Regions from separate parts of the Mus musculus genome. Here regions 1 and 2 are each linked to region 3. A link is a loop called in an ENCODE intact Hi-C map of the cell type or tissue named here. Cell type or tissue: left cerebral cortex. All regions are shown on one strand.

Region 1 (8,000 bases), 100 kb before region 3:
TATTGGACCCTGTCTTAATGGAAAAGACCATTCCTTCTCTTGGCTGCCCTGCTAACCTTTCATGAAATACTTTTGTTGTTGCTGTTTTAGAATTGGATATAACCCATCTTTATTTTTACATCATCACATATACTCTAACACGTAGGCTTACTTCTGTGTACTGAATAAATGAATGAGTAAATGGATGGAAGAACAAGGAAAAAAAGCTTTATAAAGTATTTTATGTCTGCGCCCAGGTTTCCTGTGATATGACTGAGGGAGCTGATAACTCATGATCCTCCTGCTTCAGCCCATCTATTCCTGGTATTACAGGTGTGTGCCACCACTACAAGATAGTCTTGGAAGAGCATGAGTGAGTGAGTGAGTGAGTGAGTGAGTGTGCACGATATGCATGTGAGTGTAACAGAGATCAAAGAAAAATCTCAGCCCGCAACTTCCACTTTGTCTGACACAGGGCCTCTGTTGTTTGGGCAGAGTACACACAAGCTAACTTCCAGGGATCCTCCTAGCCTGGCCTCCCTCTCACCATAAAGGCACAGAAATTACAACTGTGCACTACTGTGTCTGGCTTTCCATGAGTTCTGATGTGAACTCAGGTCCTGCTGTCTGCAGTTTATTCACTGAACTGACTCTGTAGTCTTAAACTTAGAAATGATAATGATTGCTTTACTTCGTTAATTCGATGGTCTATCACAATTGGTTGTGGTTAACTTCTAACTGTCCATGAGAATCTTGAGCTATTCTGGCTTACCCAGCCTCTCGTTCCCGGCTGTTTCTACCTCTTAGCCATGACTGATCTACCCAAGCCGCTTTCTTGATGCCAGCAGTGAGAAGCAGCAATCTGCCTGTGTCCTGCGGAGGAGCCTGAGTGGAACAGGACAAATGACTCCCAAATGGGAGATGATTCTAAACAGTAATCCACACAAAAATAAAAATCAGAAATAATGAGATCATATGTGCTTATCAGTCAAAGCCGAGTTCATAATTCTGATTTTTCTCTTTTAACCCAAAGAAGACTATTTTCAAGTACCTCTGCCAGTTAACTGACAACTCTCTACTTCTAATTACCCTTTAAGAAACTTGTCAATCTGATAAATAAAAAGTTCAAAGACATAAGAAGCAAGAGAAAACTAAATTCATTTGTCAACAAATGATCCTAAAAAATTTTCAATCAAATATATATACTTATATTCATAACTAAGTTCCACCAAAGGGAACTTTGTGAGTATATCAAATTACTACATCTTAATTTGTTCACTATGTTTATAAATTGTTATTTATAAGAAATGCTGATGATTTTGAGAAAACATATATCTAGAATTTTGTTCATCTAAATACACTCATGATTATTACCAAATTACCAAAATTATAGAATAAGGGTTGGTTGGCGTTTTTATTATATGTAAAGACAGCTCTTGTCAAAAACAGGCTGTCAATCTACCAAACACCATCTAGACAAATGCAAGGTAAAATATCATTTCTTCAGTGGTGCAGCTGTATTCCAAATTCCCAACAGCTCTATCTAGTTAGAAACCATTTCACGGAGCAGCGAAGTGGAGACCATATCTATCGTCGATTGAAAAATCATGGTACGATGCAAAATTCCAAATTCATTAATAATAGCAATGTAAGCTCAAGTGGCCTCTTGACTTGCTACCTAACAGGAAGGTACACGTTAGAAATGAGGAATAAACTATATAGCAATGAAGGTTTTAAGAGCAGAAAGTTAATTATATATGGTTAATTTGTCATTTTACCAAATTGAAAATGAAATAATTAAAGAAAGTAATTTAGCCCTTCCTCCCAGTTTTAGATGATGATATGAATCCAGAAAATGGTACAGGAATGATAATCTTTCGTATTTAAGATAGTTAGCCTATCCAAATAGAGTCATCATTGGAAGCAACACAGTGTGTTATCACTGATAAACTTAAACGATGAATTGGCTATTCTGTGTGTCCTGAACCTGACTTTCAGCTGGGTACTCAAAAAAGACTGCTCAGCAGGACCCTTCGGTCAGAGGCTCTGAGACTAGCCTGCCCAAGTTCAAATGTCACTCCCTGATTAACTACTATGCAACCTTTAACAAGTTACACAGCACTTCTTTATCCAGTTTGAAAATGGGGTAACATCAGAGCCATTCCACAGGGTTTGAAATGTATGTATGGCAATGTGTGCCAAGTGCCAGATTAGTTCTCCAAAACGTTAAGAAGTTTGCATTTGCTGAACTTGATCTACTAATGACTTTCTTTGATCAGTTTCTTCCTACTCTCAAGGTCTCTTTTTCCTTTTCTCTTTCTTTTGAGGCAATATCTCACAATGCCACTATTGCTGGCCTCAACTTTGTATAGAGCAGGCTAGCCTTGAACTCAAAGAGATCAGCCTTCTGCCTCTCCAGTGTTGGGATTTAAGGTGTGTGCCACCTCACCCAGTCTAAGCTTCAAGGTCATTTCCAAAAACCATTATATAACCACTGGGGTAGAGGGTGGCTTTCCTACTCTACTCATGGGAGAATTAACGCCCAGCAGTTTTCACCCATTGACCTGGACATAGTTACATCTGTAATACATAGCTCCACAGACAGCTTGGAGATGTAATATATTTTTTAAAAGAACAAAAAGCATGGAGTTTTTTTGTTTGCTTGTTTTTCTTTTTGTATTAATAAGGCTATGTGAATAACATACTTAACTCAAAAATAAAACATTCTTGACTTACAAGGATTGAACACATCTCTGAGACTTGTAGCCTCCTGTTTCTAAAAGTTTAAGGTTCTGTGTATTAAATGATGAAAAATAAGTATACTCAAATTTTGGAAGACATTTATTTCAAGAGTAATTTTAAAAACACATGGGAGACTTATATAATGGCGAAAGTTGTTCTTTGAAACACCCAGTTCTCTGAGGAATTCAAAGTAATTTATGTCTAGAAACTGTGATGATCAGAATGGAATCCTTTAATTTTGTGGGTGTAGGAGCAAGGCCCTGGGTGCTCAAAGCTAACAAGAAACAAAACCAAAGCAAACCAAAGCAAACTAAAACAACACTGACAAAAACACAACAAAACAAAAAAAAAAAAACACCCAAACAAAACAACCTCCCCCAAACAAAACAAAAACAACCCCCCAAAGCCTGTTCATTTACCTTTATACCCAACTTCATTCCTTGGGAGTATTTTTAGAATTAAGCTCTAGAATTCCCTGTCTGTGGGAGGCACTTCCTCATCAAACTGCAAATCTTACCTTCCTATCTTTAATTAGCTCTTCAAACCAAACACTGTGCTGCTGGTAACGTCTTGTGGTCTAATTTACTCTCAGCTCCAGCACTGACACTCTGCCTTTCACCTGATGCTACACAGTAAGTGACACTTTAGGATCTTGTCCACAGGTCTACGAGGAAACCCAAGCAGGTGGTAGCTACTCTGAGAGAGGACAGATTAATTAGTGATGCAGAGGTAGTCAGAGCCTCAGAGCTGTTCTTTACTCTCTCGTTGATAACATGATCTCAATTCTTGTTTCTTCAGGTCTGGCACTTGGTTGGGTCTTGAGTTAGGATGATTTCGTAGACTAAACTCTTAAGTGTATCTCTTAAAGTGTATTCTGTGTATCAAGAGAAATTTAAATGATTACATTTAAAATATGAGCCACAAATTTTCAGGAATAATTCATCTGAAAAGTACACAGAAGAGTTGGGGACAGAGTGGTAAGCCATGTTCTGTCATTACGTTTTATGACATTGTACCACTTCTTTGCTACAGAAGAGCACCAGCACACCTGGCTGACACTTCCCCCTGTGAGCCCTGAGAGCTGAGCCATGACCGTCTCCTATATCCCATGGGACATCTGCTGTCTTCTTTCGACACTTCACAATATTTTTCAAATGATTCTAATGTTCTTCAGTTTCTATAAATAAGTTCACACAAGACTTTGTCATAGCTGCTAGTTTAAATGCATATCGTCTAGGGGAAGTGTATAGACTGCTGGAGAGTGGACTATCATTAAAAATATAAGAACTGTGCAAGATAGCACTTGCTAAGAAAATTACTGGGCTGATCCAACTATCAAGCATATTTTCATAACACAATTAGCATACATTGTACAAGAGAAATAGGGGAAAAGCAATGTTACATGGATATAGTATTTTGTCATACTTCATTTTTTGTGAGTCTGTACAATTAGTTACTACATTTGCACAATTACTAAGATAACAAGGAAGTCCTAATTCTACATCGGCTTTTCAAGTTGTCACATGCTCACCAACAGTTTGCCCTGCTGTTCCATGCCCTGGAACGAACCTTATTGATGAAACATAACCCGTTAAATCTGACTGTTGTTTACATTCCACAAAAGCAATAGCTAGACTCTCTTCTGTCAACTCAACTCTGCTTTGTTCATGAGAATCAAAAGCTGTTTGCTTCAAGCTAATTACAAGATTGGCTTCATTCTTCTGTTATAAACACAGACACAATGGAAGACGTTACTTACAGTAACACGAACAAATTGTCAGACTTACTTCAAGGACTGAGATGTCATTAACCTATGGCAATGTAACAAAAGTCAGGGACCGTTCTCTAATTATTGTGAATTATAAATTATAATATGAGCCGAATAATGGCACACAATTTTCTCACAGCCTGTTACACAACACGCATATATGTGTATGCTTACATATAAAACCAAGTTGCTACACAGAAACTCAATTCCCACGACCCTTTTGTCTTGAAATTTTGTACACAGTACTGAACGTCTGAACTTTCAGCTCTCGGAAGAAAGCACTTCAACTCTGAAATGCCTCTAAGTTTTACAGGCATCCTGGAACATTCCTGGATGTCTAGAGTAAACGCAACGCTGTCTCACTTATTTTTCCTCGAATGGATAAAGTTGCTGCTTGTATTTATGTCTGCCATCTCTAATCTCTTGGGTGAAAGAAAGAGCCTTAGACACTAAGGGTTAACGTCACCTTTGGAGACCCTCACGGACACTCACCTTGTGAGAAAACTGATATACATCCAGGAGAAGGAGAAAAAGCCAAGTCAACCCAAACGTACTACCTGTGGCTCCCTTAAAGGAGGGTCTGGGTGTTGGGGGCTCTGGGAGAAAGAAGAGCTAAGGGTGCGATCACAAAAGGACCATATTTGGGGACGCGTTCCAGACCGTGGCAGCCCTCCTCGCTCTAGTAAGAAAGGGGATCACAGGGACCTCGCTGCCCGCCTTCCCTCTCTCCAGTGAGCCCCGGGGCTTGGCCCTCACCCCCGAGCCTTCGTGGGGGAGGGGACAGAGGAGGAGGCGGCCGGCCCCCGCGGCCACTGCAAGGCCCGGCCCGTGGCTCGCGCGCGGCCTTGGGGGGGACACCGGCCCAGGGCGCTGCACCGCGCGGCGGCCCATCCGGCGGGAACCCAGCCAGGGCCTTCGACTCGACTCACCGCTCTCCACTTCGCTGCCTTTCTTGGCGATCGCAGTGTTCCCCATGACCCGGGAGTCCGCAAGCAGGGATGACGGAGGGGAGGGGACCGGGGCCGTCCCGCCGCCCGCCCCGCAGTCGGCAGCAACTTTGGCTAGGCTTTGGCTAGGCTCCCGCAGACCCTAGAGCGCGGCGTCCGGCTGCACGGAGGGGCTGGGTGTCCGGGAGAGATGCTGAGAGCTCTCCGGCAGAGACCGGGACCGTGGCGGTGGCGGCGGTGGCGGCGGTGGCGGCGGCGGCAGCGGCGGCGCGCGGACACTCCCCCTTCCCGAGCCCGCCCTCCACGCGCGTCCCCGACACGGCGCGTCCCCAGGAGCCGCACACCCGGACTGCGACCTCCGCCTCTTTCCGGGCGGGCGCGCCGGAAGTGACGCGGTCAAGCCCCCCGGCGGGCGGGAGCCCCTCTGTGCAGGGTTGTAGCGGTAACTTATTGCTTGTTGCGTGGATGCTGGGCTTGGCCGCGGAGGCTAAGCTCGAAGTAGCGAGGGACGTGGGGACCGTTAGTTTGGAAGCACCCCAGATCCTTCCTCGGCCTGGCATCCGGTGCCCCAGAGCCGGGCGGGGGGCACAGTGCCAGGGCTCGGCCTGCTCCCGCATCCGTGTGGCCCGCGTTCCGCACGCCGTGGTTGCTCTCGCTTGATCTTCCTGCGTGGCTGCAGGGACGTGCGTGCGCCCCTCCGCGTCCTGCCGACCCTGCTGACCCTGAGGTCAGCGTTGGCCAGGAATGTCTTTTCTCAGCTCCCAGCTGTCATTGGAACTTCTTCCCTTCGCTCTTCTAGGTATTCTCCCAACACACCAGGTCAATCACCAACATTCTTGACAGCTTATCCCTTCCCGAGTTCCTTCTTCATGGTCTCACCTGATTGCCCTCACAAATTCTGTCAGGCTTTCTAAGGAGAGATATGGGAATGTGTTGCCTGTTTTACACAAGTACGTTATGTGCATCAACACAGTCACAAATTTCAAAATAAACGCATTCCCAATTGATTGTTGCGCTTCCATGCATCTGAGAGTACTTGAGCTTTTCCGTGAGGTTATTAGAAATTAATCACCTAGCCCTCTGGTAGTTTTTGTTCTGGTTTTTTTTTTTTTTTTTTTTTTTTTGAGCTTTTGCTATCTAAAAAAAAAGCATTCCAAATTTAGAACAGAAAGATTAACTTCTGGAAGGGCAGAGACCATGTAAGTTTATTTTGTGTCTGCAGCACAAACCACAGTTGGCGCGTAATGAACGGATGGTTGTTGGCTGCTAAGGAGATTTCCCAGAACATTTTAAAAGTTTTGTTATTGGGGAAAAAAAGTAGCGGTGAGTGGAAGATTCTAAACAGATTCATACTTCTATTATTGGCAATTATGTTAAATTACCAAGCATGTACACCAAGTATACTGCGTTCTAAGTGTTGTACAAATAGTAATTAGTTTCCTCATAAAGTCCCTATGCAAATGTGGCAAGACTATCATTGTTTTACTTAAGATCCACAGAGGCACAGAGACATTAAAGGACTTATCCAAAGCTAATTAGAAGACCTTGAAATGAAGAAGGTAAAGCCATACCATCTCAAAAAGCGCCAGAATGGTATATTTATTATTTCTATTTAAAATCAATTGAAAGGTTATAACTTCAGAATAGACCATTGGTGCTCTTTCATTTCAACAAGCCATATTGTGTGGGGAAAATGTCCTTTACATACCAAGATAAGAAAATAACCTTAGTCACCAGATACTATTAATTGGGGGATACCACGAACTGGAATAAACTGTGACATAACTCTCAAACATACCCCTACATATATATCTCTTCAGACTATGCCAGGAACTTAGTGCACTATCATCGATATATATATACTGTATCAGTCACTTCTTCAGACTTTACTATTTGTGAAGATCTTCAAGTACTTGTAAAATTGATAATTTACCTGTTTCTCTGGCTAATCAGCTCTGGCGTTTTGGATTCCTAGATACAACCAAAGAACCCCCCACAAAAACTGAAGTGGGATAGTGTGGTGGTTTGAATAGGCATCACATCCATAGACTCGTGTGTTTGAATGCTTGGCCATAGGGAGTGGCTCTATTAGGAAGTGGAGCCTTGGAGGAAGTGTGGCCTTGTGGGGGTGGGCTTTGAGGTTTCCTATGCTCAAGCTAAGGTCAGTGACACAGTCCCTCCTTGCTGCCTCTGAATCAAGATGTAGAGCTCTCAGCTCCGTCACCTTTTCTGCCTGCGTGCTACCATGCTTCCCACTATGATGATATTGGACTAAACCTCTAAGATTGTAAGCCAGCCCTAATTAAGTGTCCTTTATAAAAGTTGCCTTGGTCATAGTGTCTCTTCACAGTAATAAAACCCTAATTAAGACAGATAGAAGTGTTCTGTCTCTCTGATAAGCAGCTGGGCTCCAAGTATGGGCTCAATCTTCATGTGGGTCCCCCAACAACTGGAAAGGGGGCTGTCCCTAAATCTATTGCCTGTTTGTGGATCCTGTTTCCCTAACTAGGATGCCTTGTCTGACCTCAGTGGGAGAGGATACACCTGACCCTACAGAGACTTGA
Region 2 (8,000 bases), 64 kb before region 3:
CTGTTACACCAAAACATTGGCAGTTATATTTTGATGTATGAATTTAGGGGGTGATATATGTTCACATCACAGAACATTTTTGTAGAGAACATTTCATTTCTTCAATAGGGCATGTAAATATATAGATAAATATATTTCCTATCTCAATAAAGTATTTATAAAAATTATGCACATAATCAAAAGAAACTCCTTTTTTTGAGACAGGGCTTCTCTGTGTAGTATTGACTGTTCTGGAACTCACTATGTAGACCAGGCTGGCCTCCAACTCAGAAATCTGCCTGCCTCTGCCTCCCAAATGCTGGGATTAAAGGAATTGACCACTGCCTGGCTCAAAAGAAACTCTTAAACCTGCAACACAGGTTACAGTTTCATTCTATTCCAATTGAAATTAAGGAACACACAATGAAGTAAAAAATTTAAAATATTAAAAAAGACATCGTAGTCCAAAGATCTTGGGAAATTGAATCCTTCTAAAACAACGGAGTGCAAATGAAATGGTAGAGCAGAGATAATTTTTTAATGAAAAATTTATAATACCACAACAGACACATAAGAATTAAGAACAAGATACAAACAATAGCAATCCCCTGAAGTAGATTAATAGAAGAGACTTCTGCCGTTGAAAAGCCTACAGTCAGATGAACTCAGTGTTGAACTTGAAACTTATTAAAGGAGATCCTTCCAATCTTATTTAAATTATTATAGGTGTTAGAAATAGGAGTGATCCTTGGATAGTTTTGTGAAGTCAGCATGACAATACCCGCAAAAGCAACAGCAGCCTCTGAAAAGACAGATCTGCTTTCTTCCTAGTATCAATGCCAAAGACATGAGAAACACGCCGAAGGCTACAACAGAGGAAGAGTGTCCACTCCAAAGCGGGCTTTAACAACGGAAGGAAATGCCGCTCAGTTCAAGAAGTCTGGCTACATACAGATTACCAGCCATTATCAATAGGTTGTGAAGGGGAATTTAACAGAGGGCAAGTCAGCAGAGGAAAAGGAAATGCTAAGCAAAATAGGAAGCAAATGAGCACAATTAGGGGAGGCACACTAGTAATGGTTTATGTACAAAACATTACGTCTTTAGGCATCATGGGGAGTCAGTCACACAAGCACCTCCGTAATCTTACACTGGCATCTCTAGCCACCAATGAGACAAAGGGATTCATGACAGAAAAGAGATGAAGTTACCTTTCCTGAATATAGGCCTCCCCACTTTTTAGAAAATTCTCTTGAGGCTTCCATGATGAAACACGACCTTCGGTTGCATTGGATAAACACAAGATAAACTGCAGAGAACACTGGCCCTTGCCTATCCAGGAAATAGCTCAGTGATTTGGGAAGAACATTGGATTCAGAAGATAGATGTTGTATGTAACATTCTGAGGTGAGTTCAGTAAGAAAGGTACAGGGCGCAGAGCATGAAAACTACAAACACCTATCGCCTTCTAGGTGAGAAATGATAGTATTATAAACACGTCAATTCTCCAAAAATTATACACATATAAAACAATTTGAAGCACTATTTTCCGTAAGAGTGCTCTCTGGGTTGGGTAAAGGTGCTCAGTGGGTAAAGCACTTGCTATGAAGCCTGCTGACCTAAGTCTCATACCCAGGACCACATACTGGAAGGAGAAAAATCACTCCTTTAACTTGTCTCCGACCTCCATACGGGTGCCGGGTCATGCATATATAAATAAGTGCAATAAAGGAATATTGAAAAGAACACAGAAAGCTGTTCTACACACAGTAGATACGTTTCTATTTAGTTTAAATAACTATTTCTTGTTTTCTGCTCAGTTAATGGTTGGGGTAAAGAGTTAAGTCCGGAAGACTGGAGAGACGGGCTGAGGAATAGGGAGACACAGACAATGGGGGGAAGACAGAGGGGATGGGAGAAAGAGAGGAGAGAGAGGGAGATGGAGGAAGGGAGAGGGGCTCCCTATTATTCTTGTTTTGCTCAGGGTCAAGCTGTGTGTGTCCTTGAATCAACTAAGGGGCATCACAAAACAGATTCCAGATTTCGTCCTAAGCTCCTGAGAAAAACTGCATAAAGCTTTCGGGAGTCACTGGCTAGATGCATGCTCAACTATCACCCATTTCAGATTCTGAGAACCTAAGCAGTGTTTCCCATGAGAGCGTTAGCATCTAATCCTCACATGTGAGAAATGACTCATCTCTCTCAGAAATGAATGGTGCAAATAGATGTCAAACGAAGTATGGCTGAACACACTGGTGTAAACCTCTATGCCCAACACTTGGTAGACTGTTGGGATTCATAGCGAGACTGTGTCAAGAAACCAAAAATAAATACAGAAGTATGAAAGAGATTGGTGTGGAACTCACGGCTTGCTTTCCGAGTGGCAGATTACCACAATGGTAAATGAGGGGGATGCCAGGCCTTGGCTCAAGCTGGAAAGCAGCTTCTCGCCTAGGGTTGCCATTTTTAACTAGTGGTTTCTTTGTCTCTATGATGGATGGGTTGTAATATTTACCCCAGATATACTAATCATTTACTAAGTACTAGCTCAAGGCAGACCAGGAAAACCTACACGATTCACATCTTCAACCGAATATTTGGGATGGTGCAAACGCAGGCCTCATCTGACATATATCAGAGGCGGAGTGAATATGCTCTGATAAGCCTTCCGCATTGAGCAGCTTACCACGATTTAATTTTGTCAAAGGCATCAAGCGCTGTTTTCACCTTTCTTAGCATCATTTCAAGGCAACATTTTAAAAGATTCTCAGATCATGCTTGTTTGTGAATACAAATGAATTTGCCTCACTAACCGACATGTAAGTAAAGTTTAAAGCAACCTTGGACAATAGCTATCCTTCCCGTAAGTCAAGCTTGGTTCACCACAGAAAGTCTTCTGTCTTTTGTCATGAGGATTAGAGAAGTAGTTCATAGATGTAAAACCTCATGTATTTATCTTAGAAAATGATTTTTCCCCTTTATGGCCCTACTGTATCTTTAGGTTTACAGGACATTGAAAAAGAACAGGGGCGCAGGATCTGTGACACCCTACTTTGACAACTTCCCAAGTTGTCATAAAACATTCCCTTTCTTCATTCAGAGACATATGTGCTAGGAACATCAACTTTCAAATAGGTGGCTAGAGATGACACAAGACACAGCAGGTCCCTAGGTGGCCATAGGCCATATCCCTTCTTTCTATATCTATTTCTATCTTTAGGCATCTCTTGAAATCTTTTGCTGCCACCTTTAATAGGGGAACAGTTGAGTGTGGCGAGAGCTGTACCTATCTGAGACTGAGGCCATGTGCCCTGTGTTGAAGCTGTTGGCTTCTCTAGGGAGCTGGCTCTCTGGGTTCCCCAGCAACGCTGGGCTCTAGGGATATTGGCTATGCTTATGATGACGTGCAACGTCAGTTTACCTTATCCCAATAGCACACCATACGGAAAAGCAATGTCTGTTCCTAAGTCCTGTAAATGCTGTCTTGAGCTTCAACGTTGGTAGTGACTCTCCCTCTTGCTTGAGATTGGAAGAATGGTGGTCTGACATGTACGTGTAGTGTGAGGTGTAGGCAGAGAGTAATGATAGTGTAAGACTGGCATCATGATCCTCACCCTCACGGAATGCTCCATTGAGTTTCTGACTTTGATGTCCCAGCTCTTCTGGGAAACGTCCATTTACCCCTTTCTGGTCTCCTTTTCCACACCAGGGTGACATCCATCTTAGATACCCAAATATCTCTTCTCTTTCATAAAACCCAGTTTTCACAAGGGTCAGACTCACACCCAGGTCCCAGTGATAGCTATGTTAAGGTTTACAGTGTATTTCCCCCATCCCCCACCTCCAGTGTTAAGTCCAGATGGTCAGCGTCTGTTCTACGCCAGTTAAAGCCCCATCTGAAAACCAGCAGCATTCCCACTGATCTCAATAGGAGTAGAGTAGCAAGTGAAGGCTAGAATTGAAAATACTTCCACTGTAATGTTCATGTAAGTGCTCAATTGGTGTTATTCAAGGGGCCAGTTTATTCCAGAAACAGTAACTTTAAGTTGTGAAATTTCATTTTATTTGGGATACATAAAACACCCCACCCTAGTCTTATTTTATAGGTAACTGCCAATTTTCTTCTAGATGGAGAGCTATACAGTTGGTTGTTAACCATTGTGTTCTGGAAACGTACGTGAGTCTGGCTGGGCACGAACTGTGGAAGTCAAAGAAATTTCATGCTTATGAACTTTCCCTATCCTGTGAGGTTCATCTCATGTGAGATAACGATTATTTCCGGGTTACCAAGACAGTAATCATGAACAGAAACTGACTGAACTCATGAACAAGAAAGCACAACTATTCTTGAATTTCTTCTGGACTTTATCATAGCTCTGTCCAAAGTGTCTACCCCTTCAATCTACGTTTTCCAACTTCCGTGTTGAGATTTTGTTAGCGGGCTCTAAGCTCCTCAGACATCCTGATGCAAGGGCGCTCACTTGATCTTACTTTCAGGTTGACTTTTGATACTCTATTATTATTATCTAAATATAGCTAAATAGTAATAAAAGACCAGAAGAGCCCTTTTGCGAGATCTTAGGCACTCCTGTGTGTTAAGCTGACATGTGGACTTGGGACCTGGTGGTCTGGGTCACAAGATGAAGAAGGAGGTGGCCCAGATAGATGTCAGGCCAGCTCCCCTAGCATCCCCTTAGGAGGGGATGGCACCCTGGAGCTTGCGTTGCTAGGTCCTCTGTTAAAGGCGTTCTGAACGCTCCCTGAGCGGGACCAAGAATAAGACGGGGTGAGGGGTGCCCTGGAAAGCCCAGCTCATTCTTCTGCATACCTAGATGAGAAGCCATGGGTCCAGGAGGTCCTTAGCGCTCAGGCCTAGTTGTGGGTAGAGGACCCTTCTTTTCCTTGGTTTCTTCTGCCCGTCTCCAGCCCTCTCGAGGTCCTGGTGCTTGTACCTCCATGCACGATGCGCACCCCTGGGCGCAGTGGGCAAATGGTCTGGCCCATCGGTAGCTACCACCCCCTTGGGCACGACAGCTGCTCCAGCTGCTCCTGGTCCGGTCGAGCTTCTAAGCTCTGAACCGCGGCTGCCCCGGGGGGGTGGGCGAGCTGAGGTGATCCCAAGACGACACGCGGAGTGGACCGACCGGGGAGCCGCCAGCCGCTGGCGGGGAGTGTGGGCCACCAAGAGACCGGCCACTGGATCCAGCCAGAGAGGTGCCTCAGCTGTGAGTACCTGCCCTTGCCCCCGCCCCTCTCCTCCACACCCCAGGTCGCTGCGCCCATTCCCTCCAGTGCCTGTCCTGGAGACTTGCCAGGGTGGAAGCGGCTGAGGAGGGCGGCTGCTGCCAGGCTCATGATTCAGCATCATTGGCGCCCAGTGGTTTGGGCAGAAGGAGGAGGGGACTGGTCGGGATTATTTGTGGGGTCCCACTTCAGTTTCTAGACTCTCTCTGGCAGGATGAAGTGGGCAGAACTCCCAGTCCCCCGCTGGGTTGAGCTGTCATGATATTCTGTCCCCAGCCCCAGTGTCAACCTGCTTGAGCAAAGCATGTTGTGTATTCTTGAAAGTGTGTCAGTGAGATCTCTTTTCCCACACGTCTCCTTTCTCCACTTCTCATCCCACTAGACATCCACTTTATCTGATATCAAAACATCCCCCCAAACTGAAAAATTTTTTTTATAGAATTTGTCTTATATTCAGCATTGGTTTGACGGATTCAAAAAAGAAAAGATGTATAGGAATCATGAGTAATATCATATATTAGGGGCGTGTGTGTGTGTGTGTGTGTGTGTGTGTGTGTGTGTGTGTGTGTGTGTATAATTGTATCACTTCAACTCAGAACCAGTTCTGGAAAGTGAGGAAGAGAGAGCTTAAATTACAATCTCAAGGTCACAGAACAAGAATTTGAATCCAGATCTCCCTCTCTCCAACATCCGTGGATCGTCTACTGTATCAGTCAGTGTTGGGTCCACTTATGCACTATTAGATATTAAGTATAATATTAATTTTCATAGGAGTAGTCTCAAACACTAGTGACAGCAACCTGTAAACTTTCTGCACATTGCCCTGCGACCCTGTGCAGAAAAAGTCCATTTCCTTAGCATCTAGAAAAAAAAATGTATATTTGGACAATACTCTGTCGGAGAGCTGGGCCTGAGATGCCTAACCTGCTTTTGGGTGATGCTGGATGCTCGAGCCTCGGGAGAATCAATTAGCAGCACAGTAAGCAATCTGGAAATGGCTATTTAGTTTTTGGGTAACATTCAAAGGAAGAACAGTGATCTAGCTTATGGGGTGCGAGACTGAATCACTCACAGCAGGGTGATAAATAAGCCGAGACTCAAGTGATGCTATGTGGCTTGTCACACCTTTGGGACTTGGCATAGCAGGTGACAGTTTATACGTTAAGGAGCTCAACTCTAGAGAAGGTTTGAGGTCATCTGGTAAGTGCTAGCATCCGAACAGGCACTTACTCTTAAGTGCTTGCTTCTCTTACTAAATAAAACATGTATGTGTTACAGTAGGATGGAGTCATGAACAGTGGGAAGTGCTTTTGTTAGTTGATGCTCTGCCCTCCAGAGTCAACAATCATACTGACCTTGTATGCTCCTTCTGCAAAAATAGTGGACACCAGGTCTCTCCTTCTCCTCGGGCAGGTCCTTTGACCTGATTTCATTTATGATTTATGGATTATCTCTTTAAGATGTGTGACTCTTGCCGATGTCGCCGGTGTCAGATTGCTAATGTACAGATGGTATGGATTTCCAAGTCCTGGCAGAGTGTTTGATGGCACACAAGAACACAGCCATTTAGTCCATCACTTATAAAGCACTGGACCAATTGATCTGGAGAGTTTTTGTTTTTGTTTTGTTGGTTAAAGGGGATATTAATAGACTAAAGCCCATGGCCTAAGTAAGGACATAACGTGGGGACAAAGATTTATATTTGCTGTTCAGACAAAACCTGTAAGAGAAGCTGGGCCCTGTGTGTGGTCTTGTGATTTCTAGAATGTCATTGTATGTGTTATTTATATTCTGCACCTTAGTGAGGCATATTGCAACCCAATCTGTTTGATCCCCAGAGGAACCTCAGAATTGATATGAATGAATAAGCAGAAATTGATTATTAATGCTCCAAAAGCAGAAAATGGAAAATGCATGTCCTACGAGTGATGTCATAGGTAGGGTTTTTAACAGCAGGCTTCATTTAGATAATACCACTGAGGGCGTGAATATAATGCAAGCCCGGCTGTAGAATTCTACTTCCTCTTTGCCTCTGTGTGTATTTGACCAGTAACTACTGAAAAGCATCTAAATTTATGACTTCTAGAAACTCCAGGTCTAGCTGAGAGGTATTGACATACTCAGAAATAATGAGCTGAATGACAGAATGGGCTCAGTGTTGGCAGGTGATGTAGCCTTAGGTGCTATAGCAATACCAGAAGAGAAGAGGGGACCCACAGAAGTGCTGTGGTTGGTCAGATGGCCAGAGACGTCTTCAGCACAGAAGTGAATTAAGTGACGATCTGAAACTTCGACTGATTTCCATAGCTAGAGAAGCTGTCAGCTGAGATGTGCTAGGCTTTAGTCTGTGAAGCACTTTGAATGTCAGGCATGAGGTCTGTTTCTGATGTGGTAGCCACAGAACTAGTAGAGATATTTTTAATCAGAGTGAGTTTTTCTTGCTCATGTTTCTCATTTCCTTTGCCTTAGTAACCTTCGATACTCTTGCAGAAAAATGAAATCCTTTTGGACACTAAAAGAATTATCAACTAAATGCAGGAAAAAAAAATTCAGTGAAAATAAAACATTTTCCTTCTAATGAGAGTCACTCTTTAAAAATTTTACCCATTGTACAATTATTAAAAAATGGAAAGTATAAAAATATAAATAGATAGCATACTCTTACCAAGTAAAGATAACCATTGACAACATTATTTGTGTTTGGTTTTAACTGTGATAAGTTAATTGTTACTGTATTTTTTTTAAACTTTTACTCTTTAACACTAGTTTTCACCAAA
Region 3 (8,000 bases):
CATTAATTCAGAACATACTCCAGGCTCTCATCTTCTGGCATTCTTCTTTTTTCCTTCTTTACCATATGATTTTGGGTCTTTGAGAGAGTTATTGTGAAAACATATAACCTACCTGGCTGCCCTAGTGAGGGATGTAAGAGTGAAGGACCAGTCAGAAACAGTGGTCATGGTCTTCTCTTTAGATTCTGGTTTTAGTCATACTTTCCCCACCAAACTGAGATAGATGAAAGTGCTCAAGCAAGACTTGTGAGGGTATGGAAATTAACTTCTGTTAGATCCCAAGGTATAATTTTTAGATTGGAGCCTGAAATACTAATGTAAGTCTTATAATCTCTGACACATTTCATGATCTCTACAAATCAGGATATTTTGTTAGTTAGAATGCATATAGTGGTTATGAATAATCAGTTAGATGAGAATGTCTTTAAAATATTTCAAATACATTATTACAACTATTAAACTTCAGTGTATATACAGTCATTGTACACTGAACATTGAACTGGTTGATGTCTCTGGGTGACAACACTAAAGTTAATGCCCTTCTCCCCCTTTCCTGTGAAACTGCTTCCACCCAAAGGTGGATAGTTGACATGAGCCACGAGATGGAGCTTACACTTAGCGAAGGTTTGCTTTGCATTGTGCTGGTCTTTGTGTCTGGCCTCTCACCCAGTCCTCTGGTGGTTTACATTTGGGAAAATGAGACACAGAGTTGAAAGCAGCATGCTTGCACTGCCCAGATCAGAAGCAGAAGAGTCAGGTGCTGTATTAGTCAGGGTTCTCTAGAGTCACAGAACTTATGAATAGTCTCTAGATAGTAAAGGAATTTATTGATGACTTACAGTCGGCAGCCCAATTCCCAACAATGATTCAGTCGCAGCTGTGAATGGAAGTCCAAGGATCTAGCAGTTACTCAGTCTCACGCAGCAAGCAGGTGAAGGAGCAAGAGCAAGAGCTAGACTCCCTTCTTCCAATGTCCTTATATTGTCTCCAGCAGAAGGTGTAGCCCAGATTAAAGGTGTGTTCCACCACACCTTTAATCCCAGATGAAAGGAGTAGCCCAGATTAAAGGTGTGTTCCTTAAACTCGGAGATTCAATCTTCTGGAATCCATAGCCACTATGGCTCAAGATCTTCAAACCAAGATCCAGATAAGGATCTCCAAGCCTCCAGATAAGGGTCACTGGTGAGCCTTCCAATTCCGGATTGTAGTTCATTCCAAATATTGTCAAGTTGACAACCAGGAATAGCCACTACAGGTGCATACTGTGATGTCTGACCCAGAGAGTCAAGGTCTTTGCTGTCGTTCTCAGACAGAAGGAGTTAAGAAGCCAATGTAAGCAGAAGCCAGGAAAATCACTTGCTTTCCCTAGTCCATGGTGTGGTTCCTCTTGGAAAAAATACTTGTTTTTATTTTATGTGTATGAGTATTTTGCCTGAACGTGTGTGTGTGTGTGTGTGTGTGTGTGTGTGTGTGTGTGTGTGTGTGAGAGAGAGAGAGAGAGAGAGAGAGAGAGAGAGTATGTATGTATACTGTATGTGGCTGGTGCCTGTGGAGGATGAAAGAGAGCATTGGATCCCCTGGACCTGGAGTTAGATGATTGTGAGCTGCTGTGTGCTTTCTGGGAACTGATAGCTGGGATGTATTCTGTTCTCAGGGAAACCTTTATGGAGTACAAGCCAGTGCCATGAATAAAGGCTATTTGGGGAATGCTGCACCCTCCCTCAAATTTTTCTTCCTTGTAATTCTTCTCCATTTGTACAGAACTAGCTTATGCTCCCTTTTCTTCTTCTTTGTTTATAAATGCTTTTGAGCATCTCCAATGCCAGGTCCTATTATAGACACTGGGATGGTTAAAAAAAAAAAGAAGTACAAGTGTCTTGTTCAAACAGATAGAAAAGCATCCATTGGTTGCATGCCCTAGGTAGTTAGTAGGATGCATTTCAAGCATGCCTGTGCTTCAAAGATGGTTGTGGAAGTCCTGTCTGGGATGGCATGGGAATCTAAGGGAAGATGCTCCAGGAAGATGGAACAGCACAGAGCCTCAGTGGGAAGAAGTGCCACCAACTAGAGAGACTCAGAGAGTGTGGCAGAGAGATAGGTGGGCAAAGAGCAGAGCTGGGGTTGGGGAATGAGGGCAGAGCAGGATTGGGGGGGGGGGCGGTGCCAAAGAGCGCCATGAAGCCACCAAGGATGCTAGTTTTCCCTAGGTCATTTTTAAAAATGAAACTATGTCCAAAAAAAGCATGCCGATGCCTTTTATCACAATCTCAACAGGAGTTGGTGGTAAAGACTCTGATTGTGGCAGAACCTCACGTCCTGCACGCCTACCGGATGTGCAGACCCGGTCAGCCCCCCGGGAGCGAAAGTGTCTGCTTCGAAGTCCTGGGGTTCGACATCTTGTTGGATAGAAAGCTCAAGCCATGGCTTCTGGAGGTAAGGGGTTCTCTAAGAAATGTCAAAATAAATCAAGCCGTCACAGTCCTTATATGTGTTTAAAACCCATCTGTCATATGTGTACTTGGCACAGGTGTCCCCAGCTTGCTGGCTGGAATGAGGCCTGAATGGAGTATGTGGAAGGGAGTGAATGAAAATTCCAGGGCCAGAACATTCCCAAGGCTGATAGGATTTTCTATCGAATCTCCACTTTACCGTAGAGTGGGCTTGTTGACGCTGAGTTATTGGCTGCTTGGACAGTGGATCTTGTATCTCCTCTGGGTGGGCACTGCCTCTGGCCCCCATCTTTACTGTGTCTTTAAGTACTCCATGGAGAGAGAGGGTTCTGTTGATTCACTCTTCAGTACCCAGTACTTAACACTGCAGGGGACATACATCCTCCCTCACAGCCATCTGATATTTCTGAAAACCGAGTGTCTTTGGGTTTGCTGCCTGTACCCTCTTGTCATTATTAATTTTATTATAAAATGTCACTTAACATATGGAACCATGTACAGAATATACAAACAATCTCTGTTTATGTCCTGCCCAGTCACGTTTATATCTATCTGTGTTACTCCCGAGGCACCTTAGGATCTTTCTTTGTCCAGTTGACCCCCATCCAGATGTTCTCTCTGGGACCCCCAATCTGGCTTCACAGAAGGAGCCTGCCTTCTTGGGGCTACTCCATACTGTTTGTAGCCATCTGTCAGGGAAGCAGCACATATTTGAACTGTGTTTCCAGAAGGAGTTATATTTTAAGGAACCTACTGCCACAGAAGCTAGAATCAACCATGGCCTTTCCTTCCAGAGGTTTGTCCCCCTCTTAGGGTAGCTGTTTGACGTAAGAAATTGCATCATAGTCTCCAGGTTTTTGTAAGCAACCTGAATGAGTGCTATGTGAGATTGTGATTCAAACCGTATTTTGAAGGAAAGTACACATTTTGAATTGGAGTGAGGGAGAGACAGAGAGAAGTATATTCATATATTCTGGGCAAATAGCCTGTGTTGTATGTTCAAGGACATTCATTTTTCTGCTAGCTGGAATTTTAGTCCAGCTTGGACCCTAATAATGAGACCTGTCTGAGTCATTTCGGCTCCTCTGTATCTGCCATTCCTGAATGGAAGAGTCCTTGACTGTGTCTTAGGAAGGGCTGGATTTTTGTTCCCAAGATTGAACACGTTGACCCTGGGACTCATTCCCTGACTATTGCCGACTTTTCCTCTGCGCCTGTCCTGGTCATTTATCCTTGATGGCTAGAAGAACGAAGGCACTCTTATGCTTCACAAAGGAGGAAATGAAAGGATTTCTGGAATAAGAACTTTATAAAATGTGACATAACCTTGGTAAAAAGCCTTTGCCCATAGGAGCTTTGAGTTAGCTAGGTTACAGCTTACTGAACAGCTGGACTCTACAGACTTTTTAAACCTCCTCATAAACATATTTTTACTCCTTATCCTTCATTGTTTATACCTTACTCAGCTCAGAATAGTTAATAACAAAAACCCCGTAGCATTGCTGTCTGTGAGTATAGCGCACGTTTAGATTCTTAAGTGTGCAGTTTGAGAGCTTGCTGCCAATTGACAACGCTGTGGGTCTCACCCGCAGCGTTCAAGACCTTCTGGCGCCACCGTGTGGAGTAAAGTGGAGGGCGTGTCTGAGGAGGAGAACTTCTAGCTGCGTAGAATCTGGGCAATGATCGGCAAACTTAAGACATTTCCAAGCACTGAGAACATTTTCAGGATGGAAAATTGTGTCCAGTGTGTTTTTAGGAATGTTTTCCTAGGGATTGACCCGATCCTTGCAGAAGGGTAGTGCTTCACTATTGAGTTAGGTAGAGAGAAACTAAATTTATATTTTAGGAAGCAATAGAATTCATCAGGAAGATCTTGGGTGGTGAACCGAGGGAGCTGGTGGTTCCTGCATCCTAAGCATACACACATGTGTTGCTATTACTATGTTGGTAATCTCTCTATTATGGGTCTTCCCAACTTACAAGGTAAGTTGCATTTAACTTTCCTAAGACTTGATGGGAAGAGTCAGTGGTTGAAGAGAGTGGTCAGCTTAATGCTGGCAATTAACACTAAGCCTGTGGGTGGAAAAGTAGATGTTTGCTTATGGTTTTCTATAGTTCTTTTCCCTAGGGTAATGGAAAGACAGGTATGGCGGTGAGGTCCAGAGCATCTTCCATAGAGAGCTCAGAGATTCATGACTGGAAATCCCACATACATTTATGAAACACAACTGGATTAGGTGTTGATCTCCAACGTTCAACCGAGCTTATTGTTTTCTCTGTAATTTTCAGATTAATCGAGCCCCAAGCTTTGGAACTGATCAGAAAATCGATTATGATGTTAAAAGGGGGGTTCTGCTAAACGCGCTGAAGCTGCTGAACATCAGGTGAGACATCTTCCCACTCGCCGGGGTCATCCAAACATTAGGTGAAGCTTTCTCCTGCTTGCTAGGGTACCCCAAACATTGGGTGAGCCTTTCCCCCACTTGTGGAACTCCCTCAAACACCAGATGACCCTCTTCCTTGCTTGCTGTGGTTCCCCCAAACATTGGGTGAGCATTATCCGACTCTCTGGGGTCCCTCAAGTACAAGGTGAGCTTTCTCCACATTCACTGGGTCCCACACACATCAGGTGAGTCTTTGCCCCACTGGCTGGGGCTCACCACCTTTGGTACAGATAAGTCACTCATGTGAGAAACTGACTTTGCACTGTGAATCTCTTATATTTTGTATTTTTCATTTCGGCTTTCTTCATGCTATCCTGCAAACCTACGGTGTTTTAAGACACCTTTTCATCTCCCTGTGTCCACTGCGTTTGCTGCCCCACACAGCCCTATGCACCTGTGGTAACTGCATTAAATCACAGTCTTTACCATCAAGTACAAGGTTGGCGTGGTGTTGGTGTGGTAGGAGACCCTCTGACTTACCTTCCTTCTCCTTGGAGAAAAGTTACACACCAGAGCCACTTGGGAAACCTTATAACGGATTTCTGCCTTCATGGGTCTTTCCTCTCTGTCTGGCTTCCATAAAAAGAGAAAAGATGTCATTGCTTCTGAGATGAGCTGGCAGACAGTAGGAAGAAAGATCTGAGGGGAGACATGCCGGGGCAGGGGCGAGCCGCCTGGAGGGCGCAGGGCCATGGAGCCCGGTATTTGTTATGCTATCACACAGGAACGGCTTTGACCCATTCTGATAGGGATTGACTAGAGGAGGCAGGAGGATTGCGGGTTTGAAGCCAGCTTTGGATACACACAGCAAACCTGTGTCCTCAAGGGAAAATGAAAAGAGAGAGAGAGGAAGCTATCTAACCTAGCTGCTCTGTGCTGTGTGCCCGACTGTTGCCTTGGGAAACACAGCTCATGGCACCCGAGACTACAGGGCCCTGAAGATGGACCAGTGATTTTACGCCTTTTTTTTTTTTTTTAAATCAATGATGTCTTGAAAGGTTATGGAATACATTAAGGAATCCTTTTATTTAAAGTATTTGCTAGCAGTTAGCAGTTGCTATTGAGACCTAGTTTTATCTGGGAAAGCAAGACGAGAAAATGACATGACGTCTGGCACCTGGCTTCTGTTGCGGGGCAGAAGGTGCACGTACCTGCATTGTACCCTGTCCGTGACTTTAGATTATGTCAGCGATGCTTTCTACGTGAAATTTTCAAATGTAACAGCGCCACATGTTCAACCCACGGGTGTCCCTGGTGCATCTTTAGCTTTACAAAGGATGATACTGACTCAGAAGTTATCTGTGGATATTCTCGGTCATTTCAGAGGTCAGATCATTTAAGGGGCAAGACATTGCTAACGCTATGAGCATGGAGGTTCTTCCATGCATACCTTCTTGTTCTCCACAGGACGCAACACAGGTTTTAATACTTAGAGCACTCGCGTGCTGCACACCTGGCTTCCCTCTTCCGTGGAGGGCACCACGGCACACGGCACGTGTGTTTCTGAGCTGGTTTTGTGCTGAGCACATCATAGTGACTTAAATCAGGAACCATGGGGACTTCTTGCCTTGTACTCAGTGTTACAGACTTCATTCTCACCCAGGCAGAGCTGCTGTATGACTCCAGAGTGCTCCGTTTTCCCACCTAACTGCCAGAGGGAGCTTTTCTCTCCTTAAGTAATTTGTCTTTCTTCTTAGGAACCCCAAATGGGGTATTGTTAAATACCAGGGCTAAGCTTCTGTGACGAAACTTTATATATAGCTCCTGTATCTTAATCCTTCCCTATGTTCTCCAAGCCGTGCTAGGCTGAAGGTTTTCTCATTATTTTCTCCACATCTCCTGCCCATTCTTGCTCATGGTTTGTCCGCTCCCTACTCGAGGCGGATGCTTTTCCTTGCTGTTTGGAACACAGAGCATCCTCCACTATAAATAACAATCTTTATTTTGACTTGAGTTAATCCTCCCCTCCCTTTCAGAGTCTGCATTGTGCAAGGCTTGTCACATCGTTTCTTCCTCTCTGCTCTGCTCTGTGCTGTCTCTCCTGGGCCTGGTTAACTTCTAATTTGATGCATTCTCCTCACAGTTAGAGCTTTCTCAGATCTTGCTACAGTCGTCTCCCTATGACACGCCTCCATCTCTATCTCCAAGTCCACTCTTCAGCCTGTGTGTTTTTATCTTAAGGAAATTCAGAAGAGCCCGTAGCTCAGGCTGTCGAAGTAGAAGCTCAGGCAGAGGGCGTGGGAACTCACACACTATTTTGAAGCACGAGGCTTGTGATCTTCAGAGAGAACAGGTGTTACGTGAGCCCTGCTCAGGCCCCATGTGTGGAACCAATGAGAACCAATGAGAAACTCCTTCCTCCTGCAATCAGAGAAGACTGAGCTGTGCTATGCTCAAGTTCTCGCACAAAGGTTTTCATCCCCTGGGAGTCTTCTACCACAGTCGTAAAGACTGAGTCCAGAGAGGACAACCACAGTCTCACGAGCCCCCCAGGTCTGAAATATTTGTGAATTAGATTAGGTTAAATGAAATGCTCGTCTTTTCACTTAGGACTAGTTCATGGGCTATAGGTCTGAGCGTTTAATACTATGCTGCTCCCGAGTCGGTCCTCCATGCCTCTCTGGCATTTGTCTGCTGTTCCAGTGTTGATTCCCTGTGCCTCTCTGGCACTTGGCCAGGCTCACTGAGTTTGGCTTTGCACATTCCGCCCTCTCACCTCCTGTTCACTGCTTCCCACCCCCTGCTGTGTCTCATGTCTCTTTCCATTGTGTCAGTTTCACTCATTCTTGTGAATGAATGAGTCCACAAACCGGGTACGTATGAAGTGACAAACAGATCGAGATGGGTTCTGTTGGCTCGGGTCCCGTCTGGAGCTCAGATCCTGCATTTATCATTGTCCACCAACGGTGAATGCTGCTGACGGTGATTGCTGCGTTTTTTTTTTTCCATTTTTATTAGGTATTTAGCTCATTTACATTTCCAATGCTATACCAAAAGTCCCCCATACCCACCCACCCCCACTCCCCTACCCACCCACTCCCCCTTTTTGGCCCTGGCGTTCCCCTGTACTGGGGCATACAAAGTTTACCTGTCCAATGGGCCTCTC

The links. A loop is a pair of places that touch in the nucleus more often than their neighbours do. Peaks named below come from ENCODE experiments on the same cell type or tissue, not always from the same donor. Only the 100,000 strongest peaks of a DNase experiment are listed, where the experiment ranks them.
Region 1: it touches region 3 in a loop (3-fold over the local background); 6 of 42 quality-filtered maps call a loop at or near these places.
Region 2: it touches region 3 in a loop (3-fold over the local background); 5 of 42 quality-filtered maps call a loop at or near these places.

What each region holds. Positions count from the first base shown.
Region 1 is chr3:146,807,220-146,815,219 of GRCm38, forward strand. Prkacb (protein kinase, cAMP dependent, catalytic, beta) reads right to left here and starts at 5,727. Exons shown (of 10, transcript NM_011100.4): 1 at 5,419-5,727. The coding sequence starts at 5,464. LOC115486180 (a long non-coding RNA gene) reads right to left here and starts at 5,411. Exons shown (of 2, transcript XR_003954577.1): 1 at 4,982-5,411. In left cerebral cortex, no CTCF peak of the experiment used is centred here; DNase peaks (open chromatin) are centred at 4,778 and 5,861; H3K4me3 peaks cover 2,345 bases; H3K27ac peaks cover 1,618 bases.
Region 2 is chr3:146,847,386-146,855,385 of GRCm38, forward strand. It overlaps Ttll7 (tubulin tyrosine ligase-like family, member 7), which reads left to right and starts at 4,982. Exons shown (of 21, transcript NM_001357217.1): 1 at 4,982-5,204. In left cerebral cortex, no CTCF peak of the experiment used is centred here; DNase peaks (open chromatin) are centred at 2,246, 3,811, 4,910, 5,316 and 4 more places; H3K4me3 peaks cover 3,440 bases; H3K27ac peaks cover 3,125 bases.
Region 3 is chr3:146,910,956-146,918,955 of GRCm38, forward strand. Ttll7 (tubulin tyrosine ligase-like family, member 7) reads left to right here. Exons shown (of 21, transcript NM_001357217.1): 9 at 2,275-2,433; 10 at 4,740-4,834. Among named protein-coding and RNA genes, the nearest start is that of Ttll7, 63 kb to the left of the region's middle. In left cerebral cortex, a CTCF peak has its summit at 4,066 (motif pointing left); DNase peaks (open chromatin) are centred at 4,064, 7,109 and 7,599.